Regions from separate parts of the Homo sapiens genome. Here region 1 is linked to region 2. A link is an interaction called in ENCODE POLR2A ChIA-PET data of the cell type or tissue named here. Cell type or tissue: Panc1. All regions are shown on one strand.

The links. Peaks named below come from ENCODE experiments on the same cell type or tissue, not always from the same donor. Only the 100,000 strongest peaks of a DNase experiment are listed, where the experiment ranks them.
Region 1: POLR2A ChIA-PET joins it to region 2 with 7 read pairs; 4 of 35 experiments call an interaction of 5 or more read pairs at or near these places.

Annotation. Positions count from the first base shown.
Region 1 is chr20:22,381,460-22,383,959 of GRCh38, reverse strand. No RefSeq gene overlaps it. Among named protein-coding and RNA genes, the nearest start is that of LINC01427, 100 kb to the right of the region's middle. In Panc1, no CTCF peak of the experiment used is centred here; no DNase peak of the experiment used is centred here; H3K27ac peaks cover 263 bases.
Region 2 is chr20:22,567,460-22,569,959 of GRCh38, reverse strand. It overlaps LINC00261 (long intergenic non-protein coding RNA 261), which reads left to right. Exons shown (of 4, transcript NR_001558.3): 2 at 2,075-2,166. Among named protein-coding and RNA genes, the nearest start is that of LINC00261, 9.9 kb to the left of the region's middle. RefSeq lists enhancers at 472-1,289, 1,290-2,108. In Panc1, no CTCF peak of the experiment used is centred here; no DNase peak of the experiment used is centred here; H3K4me3 peaks cover 1,763 bases; H3K27ac peaks cover 2,494 bases.

The sequences.
Region 1 (2,500 bases), 190 kb after region 2:
CGTGTATACAGCACACACATGCTTTCTCAGATTTCTCTAGAAATATTAGTTTTGCCTATTAGTCCCAAGAAATGAAATGACAAGTTATATATATGTCAAAAAAGGGAAGCACATATTGCATTTATGTGAATATTACCATATATAAGTTCAGGCACCACTGGGAGACTTAACATTGAGTATTCCCATTAAACAGACTTGGAGAAACAAAACACACACATACACACACACACACACACTCCTTCACACTCACAGTTCTGGTGAAAATTGTTGCTTCACCCCACTTTCATGCCTTTAAAATGTGATTTTCTGATGCATCAAAAATTCATGGGAGGACAGGAGAATAAGAAAGCCCCTCTGGGATTTTAACTTTAACTTTGACAAACTATCTCAGTACGATGAGGTCCTTTTCATAAACCAGGGCAAACTTGGACCTTGCTGTTCTGTTTCATGGCAATATACGGGAAGCAAATGCCACTTGGTAACCAAAAGGTATTAATAGATCTCAAAATACATGGACTTGCACTGTCGCTACACCCTGGAGATCTGGTTAACAGCATTGAATGGGTGTGGGATTTGAGGCTAAATACAGCATTTCCAAAGTAGCTGACATTTCCAAATGTGGCAAACCACAAAAACATTCCTTGTGTGAAGAGCATTTTTCTACAACCGGAACAGGGGCAACTGAATAATTTTAGTCATTTTACCAACCCAATGCACCCGTCACAAAAGCTCAGGTGAAGGAATGCACAGCTATTTTGCAATGATGGTCTGCAATGCTGCCTTGTGTGTTCCCCAGCTGACTCAGTTGTACCATCTAGACACAGCCAGCCTATATGGAGCTGGGGTTTTCACCACAATTCACTAAAATAATGGGCGACAGGCATGAGTGACTGGGGCAGGACTCCTTGCCTTTCACATGGGTCAGCCTCTCTGACGAGTGAGCCCAGGTGCACTGTCTCCTACTCGTTTATTAAAAGAAAGAAAGAGGATATAGTATTTCAGCTTCTTACAGATTTAAAACGGAAGTGATTCAAGTCACAAGAAAAGTACAAACACGTTGCTTAACCGAGTGAGTATATTCTGAGAAATGCATTGTTAGGCTATTTTGCTGTTGTGTGAACATCATGGAGTGTACTTGCACAAATCTAGATGGTAGAACCTGCTACACCCCCAGGCTATGTGGCATTAGCCTATTGCTCCTGGACTACACACTGGGGCAGCACGTTGCTGTACCAAATACTGTAGGCAGTTGTAACACAACGGTAAGTATTTGTGTATCTAAACATAGCTAATATAGGAAAGCTACCCTAAAAATACAATATTATAATCTTATGGGACCACTATTTGATATGCAGTCTATCTTGACTAAACTGTTGTCATGTGGCACATGACCTGTCATCTCTTTTAACAGTGTATATTGACATATTATAGACTCTTAACAAGGCTTGAACATTTCTTCCAGGGGAAACACCTGTTTGGAGCCTTTCACTTTAAATTACAGGCAACTACAGTGAGAGTTCTAGCTTTACCACTTTTTTTTGAGAGGAGGTTCTGGCATTAAAAGTTTATTTCTATCCATGTTATTCAAATATAGCGCACTAACTTTATATTATACAAATAAGTCAGAGAGGAAGAAGGGAAGAGAGCAATTAAAGAGTTATGAATACATTTTTTATTGCAGAAAAGGCCTGAGCCTCCTGGGATTTGAAGGCACACAGAGGATAAATAGGCCCCACCCTGTGTTCTTTGAGAGGTTAACAATATTTAATCCAGAACTTTTTGGAATACATACAGGTGTTCTTTGAAAAAGAGTTTAGCAGTCAAGTGAATTTGAGAGAGGGTGGTTTAATTGAAGTTAAACATTACTTTACTGCAGGGCTTTTCAGAGCCTTTAATCTGCTAAATGCTTGTGACATTCCAAGTGGGGCTGTGAGTGAGGACTGCCTTCGAAAATTTCACACAAGGCACTGCAAGGTATGGGCCCTAGGAAGGGGTGAGGAGGCAAAAGGACGAGGAGGCTGGATAGGGGCCTGAATAGGGGCCTGCTTATGGGACTGTATTTCCCCCAAACATTGAACTATAAAATGCTTTTTGATGGAAATAGTAATAACGTAACAGAGAACACACAGGCACAAGTGAAAAATGAAAAGCAACTTTTCTCCCAAAGAGAAAGGGAAACTTCCCAGGCCCTGAGGGGTGGGGGCGGGGGAACCAATGTTTTGAGCCCTTTTTAAGCATCACATTAGCTCCTTTACAACTACTATGAGCTTCTAACATCGGGCATTTTAAGATAGAAAGGGAGGGGTCCAACACATGGCTTTCTGGGAGAGTGATCCAAGAATGTCAGGTCACCTGCAACACATGCACAGGTACCCAGAGAGAGAGAGAGAGAGAGAAAGAGAGAGAGAGAGACCTCTTTGCAGAAGGCCATGATGTCCCTGGGAAGTGGCATGAGAAGGAGTCACTACAGGGTCCACAAATCATACATGCTCTAAGCATC
Region 2 (2,500 bases):
TATGTTTGATAAAATAGCTCAATAGTGGTAATTAAACCTCTCCTTATAAAGGTATAGCTATATATTTCTCAATGCTTGTCTTTCTAGCAATGAAATCCACATTAAAAACATTTCTGGGAGAAGATAATTTCTTTGTTATTTTTGGATTGTTTAAAACTATTAATACAATATAGAAAAATAATGCCGGGTAAAAATAGGATTGATTCTATATCAAATAGGAATTTGTTTCCTTTACTGCCTTCCTTTTTGCAATGTCTGTGCAGGTCTTCCCACACCTTGGCTAGTTCAGTAGATATATTCAGTTTAGATATATTTTAGTTCGTCACCTCTGAAGCTCAGACAAATTTCCAGGCCAAGTTTTGAAAAATAATTTAGGAGAAACTTGCAGATATTTTGAGGACGCGGCGTGTAACCTCCCATGGCACCGAGACAAGCGACATTCTGTTTGGTGCAAGTGGCGAAAAACACGACCTAACCGTGTTTACATGTGTATTCAGCCATGAAATTGAGTATTATCAACGTTGAAAAAATGCAAATCAAATTAAAACAAGAGAAAATTGTCTTTGGAATTACAGCGGCCTGGAGCCCCCAAGTGTTTGCTTAAATTGAATCATTTAGAAAAGAAAAAACATCTAAACTGCCCCTTCACTATTCTCTTCCGCCCCCACCCCAGGCACGAACCTTGTCCTTTAATTCTACCATGAAATGTATCAAAGTTGAGGCACAAATAACTCTACCTAGGACAAATCACGTTGCAATATATATATATGTGCATATAAAAATTAAATGCCTCCCTCTATCTAGGTGTTCACAGAGTCGGACCTGCTTCCGAAATAAAGCAGCACTCCCTTTCCTCATTCCTGGGTGAGGCCCTAGCCGCTGGCTGGCGGGCTGGCTCGGGCTCCCCGCGAGTGGCCCGGGGACCTGCAGAGCAGCCTTCCTTGGGCTCAGGCTGCGAGAGCCGGAGCGGGTGCTCGGGCTCCGGGAAGGCGGCGTGTGCCCGGGTACCCGGGGCCAGGCAGCCGGGGCCGATCGGGCGCGCCGAGGTCGTCAGAGCAGCCGGCCGAGCCCCCAGTCCCCGCGGGTCCGTGGGGCTGTCCCGGTTTGGCGAGCTCCGGCTGCCGAGATGCGCCAAACGCGGAACCCGGGTTGGCCCTCCGGGGGGTTCTTCTCGTCCCCTCCCAACGCTCACTTCGCTGACATAGGACTTCCAAGGGTCTTAGTGGAGAAGGCCACGAAAGGAAAATGCCTGCTAAATGTCACTGGGGGTCGGGGGAGAGATCGAAAAGAGCACGAGGCAGAGGGACGGTCATTCTTGCTTTTCCCCCACAAATTCTAGAAAGCGCAGGGAACCGACCCTAGGCAGCCAGTTCACACCGGACCCGACCTATCCCACCCCAGTCGCCATGGGCTCTGTCAGCTGTATTCCTCTCCCGCCCTCCCCATCGCTCTCCCGTCTCCGGTAACACTGGCGAGTCCAGGGTTTCTCCTGCAGGTGCCAAGGTCGGCCCCGTCCGGATGAGCCCGCTGGGCACCGCGCAGAGGAGGGCCGGGCGAACAGGCAGACGGCCTTGGGTCAAGACTGGGAGCGCGACCCCGCTGCGGTGGGAGCGGGACCCAGGCAGCCACGCCCACCAGTCTTAATGGGGGACAACAGAGGGGGCTAGAATGGGGGGCGGGATGCTGGTGACACCAGTGGTGGCTAGGATGTGCTGGCACGGCCCTGGAGACACTTTTATCTCATTTAGTGACCTCAGGATTTTCGTTTCGCTCCCCCAGCCTGCACTTTCTCCTCTTCGAACACTCGTCCACCCTGCTCCAGCCCGAGCTGCACCTTCTCCGACCCGGTATCTCAAAAGGAGCTCGAACTCCTTTTCCTCTGGGGAGGAGAAAGAATGGGTGGCCTCCGCGTCACTCTGTTTCCCTTCCTCCTCCTCAGTCCTGATAGAATCGAAGGGCTGCCCTTGTTCCAGAAACATAATAACTGCATTCCAGCTGACTCCGATGGGGGCGGGGGGCGGAGTAGTGGAAGCCCATTTTTATTTGAAACCTGTCCCTATATTTTCCTTCCCAGGAATCCCTGGATAAAGACCAGCTCAACCATCGCTGAGAAAACAGACCTAGGCTTCCCAGGGCGGTTAACCCGCCGGCCTCTGGGCAGAGACTGTAAGTTGGGGTCGTGTTTGGGAGACTCGGGACCCTATTTCCAAGGAGAACTGTGGGGGACATGTTTATGTTTGTTGTTTTCAAAATCAAGCAAAGGAAACAACAGCCAATTAAAATGAAATATTTTTATTCCCCTCGCACGTCGTCAGTGATTTGCCCCCAGGGATTCACAATTTTCCCAAGCCTGTTAACGGGTGACAATGAGTGAGTGCCTCCTGTAATTTAATTTTCCTGTCACACTAAATAGAGCTACATTGTAAACCTTAGATCTACTCTTACTGATAGGATCGCCTTGTTTTGCCATTTGCACCATAAAGACCCCCAAAAGGGACAC